2 separate regions of the Mus musculus genome follow, and region 1 is linked to region 2. A link is a loop called in an ENCODE intact Hi-C map of the cell type or tissue named here. Cell type or tissue: gastrocnemius. All regions are shown on one strand. Links, peaks and the distances in the headings refer to the core of each region. The heading gives the core; the rest is flanking DNA. Region 1 has its middle 4.8 kb from the start of Izumo2. Region 2 overlaps Myh14 (myosin, heavy polypeptide 14).

Region 1 (9,690 bases), core at 2,865-7,864, 58 kb after region 2:
CTTGGTCAGGCAGTCCTCAATTAGGTCCTCCTGCAGGAGATGCTTCTGCGGCTGCAGGCCCGGACATTTACATAAAGGTTGCCCTGCTGTTCCTATTACTCATTACAAAAGAGTTCTGATGTAGTCATGCCCTAAGCTTTATTGTGCACATGTGAAGGAGTTATTTATCACCAGGAAATTCTTCACTAAATTTCACTGTATTTAAATATGCTTATAAGGAACGACTTAAGGTGAGAGCCCCGAAATTTGACCCAATAGCAGCTACTGAGTTGTGCTTTCTTACCTCCGTGGACTGTTACTTTACTGGGTGTAGTTGTCACAAAGACCCCCACAACCAAGAAATCTCCAAGGTGGTGGGAACACTGTCAGCACATGGCAGCTAGGAACATCATTAAAAATGATCTGGGAATTGGGAAGATGGCTCATTGGGTAAAGGAGTGTGTCACCAGGTTTGGTGACATGAGTTCAAGTCTTGGAGCCCTCAAGGAACAAACTAGCTCCTGTAAGTTGTCTTCTGACCTGAACATTTGCTGTATGGCACCACACATGACCCCCCCCCCCCATCTAGACACACACACACACTTTTTTTTAAATGTTAAAAGGGGGGAGGGGTTAGCAGGGCATGGAGGGGCATGCCTTTAATCCCAGCACTTGGGAGGCAGAGGCAGGCGAATTTCTGAGTTTGAGACCAGCCTGGTCTACATTGTGAGCTCCAGGACAGCCAGGGCTACACAGAGAAACCCTGTCTCGAAAAACAAACAAACAAAGATTTTGTAGGTTGTTGCTGTGTTTGTTGGGTTTTAGTTTTTGGTTTAATTTGTTTATTTGTTTGTTTAGAGCCTCACACAGAGACAGGGTTTCTCTGTGTAGCCTTGGATGTTCTGGAACTCACTCTGAAGACCAGGCTGATCTGGAACTCAGAGATCCGCCTGCCTCTGCCTCCCAAGTGCTGGGACTAAAGGTGTGCGCCGCCGATGCCCAGTGTAAAAAAGGTTTTTAGATGTTGTGGCTTGCTGGAGAGAGAGCTTAGCATTTGGGAGATGCTGCGAGAGACACATGAGGGCCAGAGCTCAGCCTGCATCGCTGTGTAACTGGCCAAGTAGCCTGAGTCCTAGTGCTGTAGCCAGAGGGGACACGAGGGTCCCTGGACTGTAGCCAGAGGGGACACGAGGGTCCCTGGACTGTAGCCAGAGGGGACACGAGGGTCCCTGGACTGTAGCCAGAGGGGACACGAGGGTCCCTGGACTGTAGCCAGAGGGGACACGAGGGTCCCTGGACTGTAGCCAGAGGAGACACGAGGGTCCCTGGACCTTGTTCCTTTCAGCCCAGCTGGGAAAGCATGAGGTTCAGGTTCAGGGAGGGCTCCTGCCTCAAGGAACAGACAGAGTCTCAGAGGGTATCAGGTTCTTCATGCCTTTGCACACACACATAGGTATAAGGACCCCACACAGATACACACAGGAGCCCATACATTCACAAACACAAACGTGAATAAGTAAATGCATGTTTCTTCTGTAAAGTTGAACGCACTGATTGGGAGGAGAGGGCAACTGCAGAGATGGCTTCGTGGTTAGAAGCACACACTACAAAAATCCTGGTTGCAATTTCCAGCACCCATGTTGGGCAGTCCATAAACCATCTGTAACTACAATATCAAGGGATCCCACATCTTCTTCTGGTCTCCATGGGCACCTGCAGACAGCTGTCAGGCACACATACACACACGTATGTGGCTAAAATTCCTTCCCAGAAGTATAATGTCAGCAGGGTCTTCCTTCCTTCCTAAGCTTGCAATGATAAACTGAAGCACGGCTTCTCTGAGGTCACTCTGCTCAACCTTGGTTTTCCTTACAAAGCGTAGGTAAGGAGTTACCTCTAGGGATGGGGTGCACCTCTTCAAACAGGCTGCACCTGACTTACCCAGTGAGGATGAGAGCTGTCCCACAGCTCCATAAATGGAGCTTCCCCAAACCCTCACCTGTGTATACCCTCTTGCTGCTCCCCGGGGTCACACACAGCGAAGGCAGCACTGCACAGGACTGGTAAGAGGCTGCTGGGCACTCAGGCCCAGGGGCTCCAAACCTTCCCCACCCTGCCACAATGAGTCAGCAAGCCCGGTGTCCCCATCCTTTTGCAAGGGGCTACGGCTGAACTCTCCAAGTGGCAGCTGTTTGGTTTAAACAGACAGTCACACACAAAACCATAAATAAAGTTTGTTTTAAAAAATTACAGGGGACAGAAAGAATCCTGGAAGGTAACTTTATCCACAAAACAAACAAACAAACAAACAAACAAACAAATCCTCCCACTGGGCCAGGGAAGTGCGGTACACTGCATATAGTTAGTGTGCAGTGTGCATATGAGTGATGCACACTGGTAAGGGGTGGTACATTGCATATGATCTAGCGATGGCCCTCTGAACAGCTTTAGGACCAGGGAGGTCTGGCTTTGTTTTTTATTTACTTTGAAGAACTGGGACTTAGAGCCTCACACCAGCTTAAAAAAGAAACACTCTACCACTGAACCACGTTCCAGTCCCTCACTGGGGGATTCTAGGCAGGGGCTCTACCACTGAGCCATGCCCCCAACCCCTCACTAGTAGATTCTAGGTACAGAAATGGCCATCTTTCTGCCCCAGCCTCCTTGATGCTGGGGTTTAGCTCAGTGTGGGAAATCCTTCAGCCTTCTTTATTGAAATGTAAAATCCTAGGGTGTGATAGCAAATGATATTTAATTCATCTATGTTTTACTAAGTCACTCTTTACTGATGTGGCTAACATCAGAGAAACCAAAGCAATTCTGGGCCTCATACCCGGATCTGAGAGCTCTGGGTTTAGAAGCTGAGCAAGCCCGGCTTTGTGGCCGTTGTGCAGCTCACTGTCCTAAAGAGGGACTTTGACGATGGAAGAGGAGAAGCATGCGCAAGCCAACAGGCTGGCGTCTATCTCAGACAGTGGTCTCAATCTTGCTAGTCTGCTGGATAATCCTGGACCTGATAAGTGCAGGCTGCAGGGAGCCACAGCTCGCTAGCACAGGTCAGGGAGAGAATTTAACTAGTGTGATCGCACTCTACTGGTGACATGGCACAATGACACCCTGGGTGTCCTCCATCATTCCTAAGCTATCCCAATCACATGTAATTCAATTCAGCTGCTCAGGCTAAGCCAGCCATGTCTGTGTGTGTGTGGGGGGGGGGGGGGGGGAGGCGGTGTGATTGGCTGCTATGTATACAAATGCTAAACTCTGAACCCCAAGATCTGGTTGCCATCCAGACAAAAGAATTCTCACATATGCCAGCCTTTGTTATGTAAAACTTGCTCCCCCAACTAAAAGTTAATTGGTTAATAAAAGGCTAGGGACGGAACTATGATTGGGCAGTGGAGAAAGAAAAGTGGGACTTGAGGATGGAGTGAGTGGGGGGTCTCAGGAGAGACCATTGGGAGATGCAGAGAACGAGGTCTCTATTAGAGGGGATGGACCAAGAGACCTGACAGACTGAGGGAGCAAAGCAGTCAGGGTGAGACTGAAAACACCAAGTAACAAGGGGCACATGGTTTGAATACAGAAGAGAATAGAATTGAAGATGCCCAATCTGGGCTTGTAAATAAAATACAGGTTTGTGTGTCTTTTACACAGGCTGGCTAGAATATATAATTTTACAGTTTACAATATTATAGCAGCTACACCTGTAACTTCAGACTGTTTGCTAGCCACCTTAGTGTTAGGTTTGGGGTGGAAGCCAAGAAAACATGTTGCGTTGTAGCTTTATTACCCCACCATTGCTCTGGGAACAGGCCGCACTACCAACCCCCACACAGTTTCCCTTGAATCCACGGATAAATGACACAGACACACAGTTGTTCAATTTCAACTCGCCTTTTGACACAATGGCTGGGCTATGATAGTAGGTTTTTCCTGCCTGGAAAAGCTTGCCCTTATCAATATTCTTATCTCTGCACCTCCCAACTGACCTAACTTTAGTTGGTCTGTTGAACCTAGTCCCTGCTAAACATCCCTGACCACTTGTCTGTAGGAGCGGCCTGTGTGGCTACTCTGTTTCGAGATCTCACATAGTTGGTCAACTTTTCTTCATCAGAAGCATGGCGAAGAATTCTGTCTCTCCTCCCTTGCCTCCAGGGGCCCGGAAGCCCCGCCTATCCCTCTCGTCCAGCAATTGACCCATAGCTTCTTTACAGACATATCAAGAACCAATTGGTGAACAGGACCTCGGCATCAGAACCACCCCCTACAAGAACTCACTTCAGAGATGGAAACTTAAAAAGTAAAGTTTTATTTTCTGAGTGCTCAGGGAGGCAACCCGTTTGGGATCTGTACTGCATCCCCAGGGGAGACAGACGTGTAACATTTTTATAGGATGGGAACAAAAAGGGAGGGGGAGCAGGGTGGTCTGTTGCATTGACCAATCATATTTTCACAAAAGGGGGTTGGGCTTTATCCAGGTCACCTGGTTTCAGGGTCCTTGATTCAGCTTTTGTGACCAGGTCCCCTCCTGGACTCTGACCTGGAAGGTTAGAATGATATGGGAACAAAGGAGTGGGCATGCCGCACGTAGTCGGTTACATCAAGACGGGCAGCACATTTGACTTGTGTGACTTAGTTTAGATAACAGAATAAGAGCATCTTCCCTCTTTGCATCCCGTAGTGGTTAGCAGACAAGTATGAAACACCCAAAGAAGGACAGGAGTTGGGCTCCAGGCACTGGGGACATAAACTCAGTTTTGAGTCTGCCAGCAAGATGGATGGAACTTGTTTCCAAGATGTCTGGACTCAGGAAACTGTCCCTAACATTAGAAAAAGAAAACAAGCCTGGGGCTGGTGAGATGGCTCAGTGGGTAAGAGCACCCGACTGCTCTTCCGAAGGTCCTGAGTTCAAATCCCAGCAACCACATGGTGGCTCACAACCATCCCTAACGAGATCTGACTCCCTCTTCTGGTGTGTCTGAAGACAGCTACAGTATACTTACATATAATAATAAATCTTAAAAAAAAAAAAAAAAAGAACCAGTTTCCTGTTTAAAAAAAAAAAAAAAAAAAAGAAAGAAAGAAAACAAGCCTGGTGCAGAAAATGTCTGTCAACTCAGCCCTTGGGACACAGAGGCAAGAGAGTTGTTTCATGCCAGCTTGAGCTGTGTAGTGAGTTCCAGGCAAGTCAGGGTTGCAGGGTGAAACCCTATTTCAAGTGAAAGGGGTTTGGACAAGATGGTTCAGTGGACCACCAAGACTCTGGCCACCAAGACTCAGGAGCTGAACTTGATCCCCGGGACCCAGATGGAAGGAGGGGACGGGCTTCCCAGATTTTCCCTTTGACCTCCACGGGCATACCTGCTAACACAAAAAATAGACAAATGTCATTTTTAAAGAAAGATAAAGCATTTCCTAGGGACATGGCTTCCCTACATGGACTACTCTGGTAGAAGATCCAGGTTTAATTTCCAGTATCCACATGGCAATTCAAAAATCAACTGTAATTCCAGGTCTGGGTATCTGGCGCCCTCTATTGGCATCTGTGGGCATTGCGTGCATATGGTATATAAGCATACATGCAACTATACACTCATACACATAAAAATACATAAAAGTTTTACAGTTGGGTATGGTAGTGCACAGCTTAAATCATAGCACTCAGGGGGCAAAAGCAGGTGGATCTCTGTGAGTTTGAGGACATCCTGGTCTACACAGTGAGTTCCAGGACACCAAAGGCCACATATTGAGACCCAGTCTCGAAAAAGATAAGATAGATAAATAATAAATAAAAAAATAACACTTGTGAAAAGTATTTATTCTCTCTTTCTCTCTCTCTCTCTCTCTCTCTCTCTCTCTCTTCAGGTACTGTTTCTCTGTGTAGTTTTCTTGCTGTCCTAGAACTCACTCAGAAAACCAAGCTGGCTTCAAACTTAAAAAAAAATTCTTAAAACAAATTTATAACATGACTTTATTAGCCCACCATCTCCCAAATAATGACACAGAGACCTTTTATATTTTTATGAAAGCTTTAGGCCTTCGCTTGGCAGACTCTCAACTAGGTCACTGAGTGAACCTAGCCATCGAAGTAAACCCACTCTGTGGCCTGTTAGATACTTCTCCTTCAGTTGGTCCGGCACCTGCTTCATTCTCCACATCTGGCTGGCAAATCTCTCCTCCATGTCTCACTCACGAACCTCTTCCCTCAAACTCTTTCCCAGAGTTCCTATCTCTGCCAGGAAGTCCTGCCTATCCTTTCCTTTCCTGCTTTGCTATAGGCTGTACAGCTTTTTATTAAACCAATCAGAGAATGCCTTAGACGGGCAAGGACAGACAGAGAAATATCTTCACACAGTGTACAAAAAGATTCTCATAACACAAATGTCTTTAAACAAATAAAATAAAAAAATAGGACTCCAGCTCCAGGAGGTATTGTGCCCTCTATTGACCTCTTTGGATACTGCATGCAGGTGGTGCACATAAAGTAACAAAAGTACTTACTTTTAGCAGTGCAGAGCATGCCTTTGATCTGAGCAATTAGGAGGCAGAAGCGGGCTCTCTTCTATGAGTTCTAAGTTTGAGGCCATCTTGGTCTACAGAGTGAGTTTCAGGACAGCCAAAAGTACACAGAGAAACAATGTCAAGAAAGAAAGAAAGAAAGAAAGAAAGAAAGAAAGAAAGAAAGAGGGAGAGAGAGAGAACGAAAGAGAGAGAAAGAGGGAGGGAGGGAGGGAGGAAGGAAGGAAGGAAGGAAGGAAGGAAGGAAGGAAGGAAGGAAAGAAGGTATAAATAAAAATGAGTAGTTTTCCGGGCGTGGTGGCACACACCTTTAATCCCAGCATTTGGGAGGCAGAGGCAGGCGGGTCTCTGAGTTCGAGGCCAGCCTGGTCTACAGAGTGAGTTCCAGGACAGCCAAGGCTACACAGAGAAACCCTGTCTCGAAAAAAAAAAAAAAAAAGCAAAACAAAACAAAAATGAGTAGTTTTTAAAACTCAAACATGTAACATTAGTTCTCAGAATTACTTAAATATGTCCTGTTCGAAACATTGCTATTGCAATCATTAGGTGCACACAGTAGCCAGCAGAGGGATTGTCATAGCTACTTTGTTGCCTTTGAGTCAACAGTTCTCTGTGTTCTCAGGACAGGATGTCAGGATGTCACTGCACTGTCATGAAAACTTGTAACATTCTCACTTGAAGTAGATTCACATATTCCAAGTGTCCTAAACCAAGTTTTATAACACAGAATTTAAATCTACTTTTTTAAAAAAATTATTTTTAAGACTGGGCAGTGGTGACACATGCCTTAAATCCTAGTACTTGGGAGGCAGAGGCAAGCAGGTCTCTGAGTTCAAGGCCAGCCTGGTCTACAGACCTAGTTCCAGAACAGCCAAGGCTATACAGAGAAACCTTGTCTCAAAAAGACCAAAAAAAATATTTTTTAAAAAAATTATGAGTAGATGCACATGGATGTAGTGCCCAGAAAAACCAGAAGAGGGCATCAGACCCCTGCAACTAGAGCTGCCATGTGGTGCTGGGAACCAAATTCAGATTCCTATGCAAGAACATCTATTGCTTTTTTTTAATCCTCTCATATATTACATCCAGACTACAGTTTCCCCTCCCTTCTGTCAGTCCTCCACACCACCACCCCTTCTCCCACAGATCCACTCCTCCTCTGTTTTCCTTCAGAAAAGGGCAAGCCTCCCAGGGACATCAACTAATCTTAGCATATCACGTTTTGATAAGACTAGACACTCTCCTAAGGTCCTAAAAGCAGGCAAAGGAGTCAGGCTCCCAGCTGGTGCTATTAACCACACTCAGTGCTAAGCACTTTTTAAATTACATGTTTATTGGGGGAGGAGCACGTGCCATGGTGAATGTGTGTTCAGAGAATCACATTGGAGAGTCAATTCTGCCCTTCCACAGTGTGGGTCCTGGGAATCGAACTCAGGTCCTCATGCTTAAGTGTTGTAAATCAGGTGGCTCCCTCAGCCTGACTTTTAGCCACTCAGCTCCAGCAGCTTAAGTCATCACCTGCCCCTCTGCCAGGGGCAGCCCATCTCCTCTGTTGCTACAAGCTGCTTACTGCTTACGTTTCAGTGGGATGTGCACACCCTTTGAAAGGTCTCTCTCAGCATCATGTCTCTCTCTGTGTCTCTTCTCTGTTTCCCAGTCTCTCTGTCTCTCAGTCTCTGTCTCTCTCTGTCTCTCTGTCTCTCTGTCAGTCTGTCTGAATCTCTCTGTCCAACTTCTAGAGATCCCTTCCCTCCCCCACTCACCCATAATAGCATTCTTGCCTTAGATCTACTGTGTGGTGTGATCTCTTAGTGGCACAGCTTGTCCCAGACCTTTCTCTGCTTAGCCTAACATTGAAGACCTGCTGAGCCATCGCACTGGCTCCTTGAACTTTTAAAATTGGACTTACAATTAGATAATCACCACTATCAGGAGGTTGAGACCGGAGGATTGGGAGTTCAATGTCATCCTTCGATAAATATAAAGTTCAAGGCCAGCCTGGGCTGTGTGACACACTCTTAGAAGAGAAATAGGGAGAGGGAGGGCTGGAGAAAGGAAGAAGAGAAAGAGAAACCGGGTGTGGACCTGGGAGTATTTGGGGCGATGAATAGGATCAAAATGCATTGTATGTGTCTGTGAAATTCTCAAAAATTATTTTTTTAAAAAACTATTCTTCCAGTCATGGTGGCGCACGCCTTTAATCCCAGCACTCGGGAGACAGGCAGATTTCTGAGTTCGAGGCCAGTCTGGTCTACAGAGTGAGTTCCAGGACAGCCAGGGCTATACAGAGAAACCCTGTCTCAAAAAAAAAAAAAAAAAAAAAACCTATTCCAAGACAAGGTCTTATTATGTAGCTCTGGCTGTCCTAGCATTCACTAATATTGAAAGAACCTAGTGGGGAAACCCCCACTCAACTCCCGATTCTGTGTGCACCCAAGAATCACCAACAGAACACAACACCTTGATGTAACAACACGAGGTATTTTAATGGCGGAGCGTCGGGTCGAAACGTATCTCACACAGGAGACAGTGGATTCGACCACGAGGCTTGGAAGCTAGGGGTTTTTATAGAAAAGGAGTGGGGCTGGGGGAGGAATTGGCACGGTTTCACATGATTGGTCCATTTAAACATCAGCAGCCTGTTAACATTTAACTTAGGTCAGAGGGGTGGGAGATAGGGAGGGGACGGGCCTGTCCCGGCATGTCCTGGTCTGTTCTGCTATGTTCTCAGCCCCAGGTTTCAAAGCTCACAAACAACTCTTTGGGCTATTTGACATACATTACATGAATCACAGGTCTCAAGTTTTATTTCCTTTCAATATAGACCAGGCTGGCCTAGAACTAACAGAGATCTGCCTGTCTCTGCCTCCAGAGTGCTGGGATTAAAGACGTACCTGGCTTCGAAAATTAGTAAGATGTTGTAAGAGAGAAAGAGGAAAAAAGAAAGAAACGTGAGGAAGAAGGAAAGCAAGAAAGTCTGTTGAATTAGTAAATTTAGCCTACAGTAAGGCAGGACACTTCAGTCTTTCTCAGCCAGGCTTTAGGGGTTGGAGGAGGGCAGGGTGGGGGTGGAGGGGGTGGGGGTGGGGGATGGGGGTTAGAACAGCACCCAACAGGTGTTCAATAAATATGTTAACTACCTGGATTCCAGAGCTACACTCGGAGTGTTCTGAGGTCGCCCCTGTGAGG
Region 2 (9,690 bases), core at 1,678-6,677:
GAAAAACCCTGTCTCGAACACCCCCATCCCCAACATACACACCAAAAAGATAAAATAAAGAAAAAAGAAAAACGTGTAGTGTTTGCCCCCAATTAAGTAAAGCAAACAGGTAGTGCAGGACAGTGCCGGGTTGGTGAATAGCACCCCCCGGTGGCCACAAGTGGGCGCTGCAGGGCTGGGTGAGCGGGGAGCAGTGCCCCAGTTCCCCAGATTTTCAGAGCTGTGCAGTTTGAGAGTGAGCTGGAGGGTTTTTATAACCAGGACAGAGAGCTTCAGATGTCCAGAGGGAGCCCGTGAACTCTATTTCTGTCTGGATCTCCAGCTACACCGGCACAGGGTAGGAAAACCCCAGGGGAGACCCCGAGGACGCAGACAGCATTGGAGTCTGACTGTGGGCAGTTGTCTCTCCTTTCTTGACAACCAAATCCCAGCACTCAGGATGCAGAGGCAGGTGAATCTCTGTGAGTTCAAGGCCAGCCTGGTCTACAGAGAGAGCTCTAAGATAGCCAGGGCTACACAGAGAAACCCTATCTCGAAAAAAACAAATAAAAAAAAAGGGGGTTGGATGCAAGAGGATTAGGAAGTTCAAGGCCATCCAGAGCTACATATGGCCCAGTCCCAAATAATGAACAAGAAGCGACAGCAAGAATTAGTGATTTTCGGGCTGGCGAGATGGCTCAGCGGGTAAAAGCACTGACTGCTCTTCCAAAGGTCCTGAGTTCAAATCCCAGCAACCACATGGTGGCTCTCAACCACCCATAATGAGATTTGACGCCCTCTTCTGGTGCATCTGAAGCCAGCTACAGTGTACTTACATATAATAATAAATAAATCTTTGGGCCGGAGCAAGCAGAGTTGACCAGAGTGAGCAGGACAGAGGTCTTAAAAATTCAACTCTCAACAACCATATGAAGGCTCACAACCATCGTACAGCTACAGTATATTCACATACATAAAATAAATAAATAAATCTTTTAAAAAAAGAGAATTGGTGATTTTCATTGTTTAACAAAATCAAGGAGGGGGATGTGAAATTGGGTGTGGTGGCACAGATGGTAAACCTCAGCACTTGAGGGGCAGAGGCAGGAAGATCAGGAATTAAAAGGGCCCAATGTAGGGGCTAGGAAGACGGCTCAGTGGCTAAGAGCACTGGCTACTCTTCCAGAAGACCCGTGTTCAATTCTCAGCACCCACACGGCAGCTCACAACTGTCTGTAACTCTAGTTCCAAAGGATCTGACATCCTCATACGGACATGCGTGCAGGCAAAACACTGATGCACATAAAATAAATAAAGTATTTTTAAAAAGAAAAAAAAAGGACCCAAGGCTGGAGGAGGAGAGGTGATTCTCGGGCATGGGTGGGGCTGTCTACCTATCATGGTGGGGTTGTCTTCAGCAGGGTGTTTAAAATGGAGGAAGCCTGGCCATGGTGCTCTGGGCAAAGTGCAGGAGTCTGAGCCCTCCTGGGTGAGAGGCAGAGGTAGGAGGGGACACTCTGGTGAGGACAGAGGACATTGGCCTTGGTGGTACCTGTGTTGTCAGGCATGGTGGCTTGGTCCGTATTGCGCTCTTTCTTCAGGACAATGTTGCCAAACTGGAGGACAGCAGAGACAGTGCGCAGCATGGCTGTGGGGCAGAGAGGATGGTCACAGGGGAACTCTGGTACCTATCTAATCACACTGCAGGAAACCCAAAGTCATGTCCAGTACCCCAGAGCTCAAAGCTCACCTGTGACCCCAGCTAAGCCTTTCAAACTGCAACAGAATCAATACACTCAGCTTTCTGTTTTCAAGCTTTGAAAAGAGAGATAATGTGCACACTATTCAAAATGAACCAAAGGTTGCACTAGGGCAATGGCTCAGTCAGGAAGGTGCTCTCTGAACAAGCACGAGGTCCCAAGTTTGATGTCTTAGCACCCACATAAAAAGCTGGGTCCAGTGGTACACATCTGTAACCCCAGGCCTGAGGAGACAGACAGGACAATCCTGGGAGATCAGTGGCTGGCCAACCAGCCTAGCCAGACAGTCAAGCTCCAGGTTCAGTAAGAGAACCTGTTTCAAAAAATAAGATCACTAGACTTGGCAGAAAGCCCCTTTAACCACGTTCCATCCTGCCAGTCCCACGCCCAACGCTTTACCCGAGTGTTAAGGGTTGGAACCCAGGTTCCCGTGCTCTGCCCACTAAGCCATCTCCTCAGCCCATTGCTGATTCTGACACACAGAGCTTGTGACCAAGGGTATTAAAGTTGATGCCACAGGGAAGTGAGTTGTCTTCCACGTTGGGCACTGGAGCCTCTTTGCTCCAGCAATGTGCTGAGGGTGCACTTTTCACAGCTGGAACTGTCCCATGGTGAAGAGCACTTGCTGTTCAGAGTGCCCACGTCAGGTAGCTCACAACCACCTGGAACTCCAGCTCCAGGGGATCTTACATCCTTTTCTGGACCCCAGAGATATGCATTCAGATGCACATAACACACACATACATGCCCACATACACATGTGCACGTGCAAGCATGCACATACACATACACACACATCTTTTTAAAAAAATCCCAAACTAGGGAACCAAGTAAAACCCAGAGGGACACTTGTCTGAACTGACATGGCTGATTCTGGGACACTTGTCTGAACTGACATGGCTGAGCACCATGCTTGTGTGTTCTTGAAGCCAGATCACACTACTCTGCTCTGTGAGTGGCCACAATTGGGGACTCTGAAAAAAAAAAAAAAAAGACCCTAGAGAGCTAAGATTTCTCTAGAAAATTCCCTGCTAGAGCTGAATACCCAGAATCCCCGGCAACTGGAGGGGACAGCCCCCAGAAAGCTGTGCCAAGCCACCCCACAGTTTGATCTACACATGTGTGTTTCCTGGCTGGTGGGCTCCGTCTCTCTTACACAGGCACCTTACAGGAGTTGGTTCTCTCCTTCTGTCGGGCAGATTTTAGGAACTGAACTCTGGTCTTGAGGCTTGGTAGCAAACTCCTTTAACTGATTGAGCTGTTTCGCTGGGGAACAAAGGACTCTTCTGTCCTTTAAATAAATCTATTCTCATGCCCATTCCTATTTCCTAGGGTTGTGTTGGGTTTCTGTTTGTTTTGTTTTGATTTGGTTTGATTTTTGCACATCTGAGACTAGTTTCATACATCCCATGCTGACCTGGCCCTTTCTGTACAGCTAAGGGTGAGCTTGGACGCCTGCCTTTACTTCCTAGTACTAAGATGACAGAACGTCACTGCCATGCCGGACTTACGAGAATCCAGGACTCCACCAACTAGGTCCTAGCCCCAGCTCCTATATCTCAGGGTTTTGGTAAGGTGTCCAGCCACAGACCTGAGACCTCTAACCACAGTAGGGTTTGGCTTACAAATAGATCTAGGGAGAAAGTACTTAGATTTCGCAAACGCCTTGGCTGTGATCACCCAGTGCACTGTTTGTCATTGGGAATGTTAGGTGCATGCCAGGCTGTCCAGGCTGTGGATTAGGGATGGCATACTTGGCATGCCCCAGGGACGGCCAGGGCTGCAGCCACCTACCATGCCTGGCCAGCGAGGTTTCCACTCCAACCCAGCCTTGCAGACCATGAATCCTCTGCAGACAGGTGTCCAGAGAGCTGGCCTGCCCCAGCAGCAGCAGCCCCAGCAGCAGCAGCTCCAGCCACCCATGGGAGCCATGAGTCCCCAAGCTTAGCAAATGAACATGAATCGCAATCACATGCCTTCACAGTTCAGAGACATCTTAAGATGTCAGATGATGCAACCGCAAGGAGCAGGGCCAGGAATTGGCCCTGGAATGGCCAACCACAACAAGCTTCAGCATCCCCAAGAAACTGGCTATCCATCCCAGCAGCGGCGGCGGTGGCATCCTCGAATGCAGCAAGGAAATATGGGACAAATGGGTCAGCTTCCCCAGGCTCTAGGGGCTGAGGCAGGAGCCAGTCTACAGGCCTATCAGCAGCAACTTCTTCAACAACAGATGGGGTCTCCTGCTCAGTCCAAACCCTGAGTCCAGAGCAGCATATACTCCCAAATCAGGCACAGTTCCCACACCGGCAAAGTCAACAAATCCTCTCCAATGAAGTGCGCTCTCCGGAGCCTGTCCCTTCTCCGACCACAGTCTCAGCCCTACCCCACCCCCCATTCTAGCCCATCTCCGAGGATGCAGCCTCAGCCTTCTTCACACCATGTTTCTCCACAGACCAGTTCCCCACATCCTGGACTGGCAGCTGCCCAGGCTGCCAACCCCATGGAACGAGGGCATTTTGCCAGCCCAGCCCAGAATTCAATGCGTTCACAGGTCGCCAGCAATCCAGGCACGGCAAACCTCCGCGGGGCAAGTGCCTCGCCACGGCCCTGGGACTGAGCAGCGATAATGCAGACTTGAATTCAAACCTCTCACAAGTACACTAAACACACACGAGCGACACCCTGTAGTATTTTGGGAGCAAAAGATTATTTTCTCTAAACAAGACTTTTTGTACTGAAAACAATTTTTTAAAAATCTTTCTTAGCCTAAAAGACCCATTTATTTTCCTTGGGACATGTAAGAACTGTGCAATAGCCATTTATGGTTTAAAGCAAACATGCCAGATGAACCTGAGGGATGACAGATAGAAAAGAACATATTTTTGCTATGGCTGGTTACCCCAGCTCTTTTTCCCCTTGTGTGTGTGGTTCAAGTGCGCACTGGGAGGCATCTGAGGTCTGAAGCCAACCATATGCTCCTGCCTTGCCCCTCCGATAGGGTTTGTTAATTTTTTTTTAATTAATGAAAATATGTAATATTAATAGCTGACGTTTTTGCTTATTTCCTCACTTTATGAAAGAATTTTTTTAAAAAAAAGAACATTTCTAAAACCAGAGGACAAAAGGGGTTAATGTTACATAAAATTATACACACACACACACACACACACATATATACATGCATACACACATACACATATATATACATACATATATATATATATATATATATATATATATATACCAATTTTTTTCTCTGGGTGCAAAAATGTTCATTCTTTTAAAAACATTAAAAAAATAAAAATAAAAAGCCTCCTTTTTCCACCCCTCAAGTCAACTTTTGTGCTCCAGAAAATTTTCTATTCCATAAGTCTAAGGGTAAAACTTCAAGTATTAAGATAATTTGTACATGTAGAGAAAAAAAATGACTTTTTCATAACATACAGGGGCAGCTGCCAAGTTGATGTATTATAATATTGTGGTTTCTGTTTCCTGAGAGAATTTTTTTGTTATTTTTACATCTAACAAAGGGGTAAAAAATCAAAAAAGAGGGTAAGAAATGACTCCTGGGTGATTTTAACATGCAAATGTCTGCGGTCTCTTCGCTCGCTTTTACTGTGCCCACACACGAACACTTTTTGTAAAACTTGAAAATAGAAAGCAAAAACCCTCAACTGTTGTAAATCATGCAATTAAGGTTGATTACTTACAACTATGAACTTTGGATCACTGTGTAGACTGTTAAATTTGATTTCTTATTACCTATTGTGTGAGACAGACCAAAAAAAAAAGAATGCCAGGGGCTTAAAGAACAGAGGTTGTGCTGCCCCCTTGAGGACACCCGGGGCACTGTGGAGGAGCAGCTCAGCCTGTGTCTAGGGACTATCACCATCCGTGTCACTACTTATCACGGGAGTGTTTTCTATGTGGAGGGGGGTAAACACTGTGTGACCTGGGAAACTGTTGCTATTTTTTCCTTTATTTTTAATTTATGTTGTATAGATTATCTGTGCATCATGTGCACACAATTCCCACAGAGGCAGAGCCCCTGGGACTGGAGTTACAGATGGTTGTGAGCCACCATGTGGATGCTGGGTATCAAACCTGAGCCTTCTGAAAGGGCAGCCAGTGATCCTAAGGGCTGAGCCATCTCTCAGCCCCTGCAGCTGGTTTAACTCAGAGTTCTACCAAAACTTGAGACATTCTGTCCTCTGAGCGCAGGGGTCAACGACAGGCTGTGGCAGCTGTGTTTGTGTCTGTTGTCTCCATGGCACCGTTAAGGAGCAACACCGCGTGCACTGTTCCCACCCCGGCCGCTCCGTCTCCGATGTTTACGCAGTCAACAGACACAGAGTATTTTTCTTTTCCCTGTACCACATCCAATCCAAGCACCTGACCTTCAGCTACAGCTCCAGGAGGTGGACCCAGCTACCTATGATCCCAAGGTGACAGATGGAGAAACTGAGGCAGGTAACTCACAAACTCAGGATCACTCATTCCATAAGCTGGCAGAGGTAGGGTTCCAGCTGAAGTTATGCGAGCTTTCCTGTCAGCCACACAGTAAACGGGAACATGTAAAGACCTGCACACAGCACAGCAAGAGGAACTGGGATCACACTTGTGTGCACACGCACAAGCACCCTCGCACAAGTACACACTCAGTCACTGTGACGGTGCACGCTTATCATCCCAGCAATCAGGAGATGGAAGCAGGAGGATTGTTGTTCAAGACCAGCCTGGACAACAGACTCTGTCTCAACAACAAAAAGCAATCCAAGGTAGGTGACATGGTTCGGCTGGAGAAGGGGCTTGCCACCAAGCCTGAGTGCGTGAGCTCATTTTCCAGCACCTGCAGTGTAGAAGGAGAGAAACAACTTCCCAAAGCTGTCCCCACCTCCAAGTACATATGCATGCATATGTTAGTGCTAAAGAAATAAATGTGGAAAAGAAGAAAACAACAACAACAACAACAACAAAAACCCCAGATATTTAAACATAAGCCCGGTATTCAGAGATAGAATTTGCTGAATGGAGGCTGGAGAGATGGCTCAGTGGCTAAGAGGACTGGCTGCCACCCTTATAGGGGACCAGGGTTCAAATTTCACTACCCACATGGTGACTCACAATTCCAGGCGAACTGGCATCCTTGGGCACACACATGCAGGCAAACCATCCATACAAATACGATAAATAAATCAAAGACGTAAAAAAAAAAAAAAAATTGCTGAGTCTCAGTCTGGTCCTTAGCTTCCCCAGCGGGGGCAGTGGGAAGGGGCTGGACTCACTGGTCTCTCATTTGACACTCTTAGAGTGAGGGGTAGGGCAGAGACAGGAGTTTCAGGAACGCTGAGAGCTCTGCAGCTGACAGGAGCCACTTCAGACAAGATCCTGGGTCCCGGAGCTGAGGCCTGGAGTGCTAAGAGCGCGAGACAGAGATCACTGCTGCTCAATGAGTGCTGGAAAGGCCTGTGTTAGGCAGCTGACACTCTGGGGGCCTCCCAGGACCAAGGCTGGGAGATCCGTCTGTACAACTGGCAAAAATGGGGTGCCATTGGGATCAGGCGGAGCAGGGTTGGGCACCAAGCTCAGCTAACCTGGGGGTGACAGCCAGGTCTGCAGAAAACGGGGCCTGAGTTCACCTCTGTGGCGGAAGCGCAGCTGTGGGTCTTTGTGGTTGCCCCATCCATTGTGGGTAAAAATAAATACAACAGAATAATTTATAGTCAGTGTGTGGTCACTCTGACCCTGAGTTGACCCTGTGATCAACTCCAGGGGCCGCCTCCAAAATGAAATGCAGCTGAGTACAGTGGTTCATATCTGTAGTTCCAAAAATTGGAAGGCTGAGGCAAGAGGACTGTCATGAGTTCAAGATTCTTTTTTTTTTGTTTGTTTGTTTGTTTTGTTTGTTTGTTTGGTTGGTTTTTTTGTTTTTGTTTTTTCGAGACAGGGTTTCTCTGTATAGCTGGGGCTGTCCTGGAACTCACTTTGTAGACCAGGCTGGCCTCGAACTCAGAAATCCGCCTGCCTCTGCCTCCTGAGTGCTGGTATTAAAGGTGCACGCCACCACGCCTGGCTCATGAGTTCAAGATTCTTACTCATAGGAGAGACTCTCAGGTTCCCTGTGCCTGCTAACTGTTCAGCTTCCCAGCCTGGCATTCACAGTACCAAGGGTTAGCAGAGAAAGATACAAAGTGAGGTGACAGACACACAGAGGTCCTCTCTTGTTGGGTCCCAAATGCTGTCTGCCCCAGGCTGCCTTCGGGCACGTCCATCTGCATTTCTGGCTGAGGGTTATGGGGTCCACCACCTCTCTGCCATCTCCTGAGGGGAGATGGGACCCAGGCAAGACTTCCTGACCTTTTGTCTCATCTTTGATATGAAACAGAGTCTATGCAAAGATGTTGGGCTCTAGACCATACAAGTGGAGCACAAGGAGGCTGTCACATGATCCCATCTGCCTGCCACTCCAACAAAAATATACAAAACTTCTTAGATGGAGGGCACGCAAGCCCAGAGCTAAGAAGTGGAGAACTGGCGCCACCTTGTGGATGGTGGCGAGGTAGGTCCTCTGCAGCCAAAACCAACCAAGGTGTGTTAGGGTATGGCTGTTTTAGGGTATGCTTGGAATCTCCCAGTGAAGGGCTGAGTTCGCTGCTCAGTGATAGTGCACCTGCCCATCAGTCACATCTCAGCACCAAAATAAATTAATGAGTTAAGTTAAATGTGTATGGGTGGACACTGAAAGTCTAGAGCCAGGCTCTGGAGTCTTGGGATGAAGATGACCACACATGGTCCTCTCTGGAAGGTGTTAGTGTAGCTGAAGTTGTGGTGGCCCAAAAATCAGGCTGAAAGCACATTCAAACTCTGAAAATTGAGTACTGAACCCGGTACACACAGGCTCCCAATAGGAGGGTACCATGGGCCATCTGGTATCAAGAGGCTGGGCTGATGATCATGGCCAGGTTCTGTATTGCTAGTTGCCTGGTGGGAAAGACTAGCAGTCCGGGGAATTACAAAACCATAGTTAAGAAATCTAGCCATGGCTGTAGGTGTGGCCATGAGTGGGTACACTGAGGTACATTGAGGTGCTCAGCACTCTAGATTGAGCCCTGAAGGCAACATGAGCTCCCGAGGAGAATCAAATTGTGAGGTGGAGCCCAGCTGATGCACATACACCTAGAGGTCTCTGTCTGAGAGCCCAGTGCACCCAAAAAGGAAGATACCAAAACCTCTCAAAAGATGCTGTGGTCCAGCTGGGTAAAGGGGCCAGTGCTTGCCATCGTCATACTCTGGAGGCTGAGAAAGGAAAACTGCTATAAGCTTGGGGCTTTCCTTAGCTACACAGCCAGATCCTGGCCAGTCTGGGCTCCAGTATGAGACTCTTTCTAAAACAAACAAAATCATCACCATCACCATCATCATAATCGAAAGGATTGTAAATGTAGTTCAGTTGGTGGAGAACCTGACTAGCAATGCGTGAGGTTCTAGGTTCCATCCCCAACACCACATAAACCAGGCATGGTGCACACCTGTCACGCCAGCACTCAGGAGGTAGGAACGGAGGCAGGAGAATTAGGAATTCAAGTGATCCTTGGTGACATAGGGAGTTTATGGGCAGCAAGTGGCCCTGTCTCAGTTTCTGATCTACTTTGCTTTCTGCTGCTGTGGTGAGACCTTCTAACCAAAAGCACCTTAGCGGGAGAAAGGGTTTACTTGGCACACACTTCCAGGGCTCAGTTCATCACTGAGGTGAGGGCAGAAACTCAAACAGGAAAAGGAACAAAAACCATAGATAAATGCTGCTTAATGCTTTGCTCTCCAGCTCGAAACACCTACCTAGGAGTGGCACCACCCACAATGGACTGGGTCCTCCGACATTAATTATCAACAAGACGATCCCCTACAGACATGCACACAGGCCAATCTGACACACAAGACTTCAGCTGAC

What was found. Peaks named below come from ENCODE experiments on the same cell type or tissue, not always from the same donor. Only the 100,000 strongest peaks of a DNase experiment are listed, where the experiment ranks them.
Region 1: a loop joins it to region 2, with 6 times the contacts of the local background. A loop is called at or near these places in 10 of 42 quality-filtered maps.

The regions. Positions count from the first base shown.
Region 1 is chr7:44,699,037-44,708,726 of GRCm38, forward strand. It overlaps a transcript of Izumo2 not described here. Among named protein-coding and RNA genes, the nearest start is that of Izumo2, 4.8 kb to the right of the region's middle. In gastrocnemius, for the core only: CTCF peaks have their summits at 3,065 and 5,519 (motif pointing left); DNase peaks (open chromatin) are centred at 3,041 and 5,518.
Region 2 is chr7:44,641,933-44,651,622 of GRCm38, forward strand. Myh14 (myosin, heavy polypeptide 14) reads right to left here. Exons shown (of 42, transcript NM_001271540.1): 11 at 1,532-1,627. It also overlaps the pseudogene Gm18256. Among named protein-coding and RNA genes, the nearest start is that of 2310016G11Rik, 21 kb to the right of the region's middle. In gastrocnemius, for the core only: a CTCF peak has its summit at 5,588 (motif pointing left); DNase peaks (open chromatin) are centred at 4,245 and 5,578.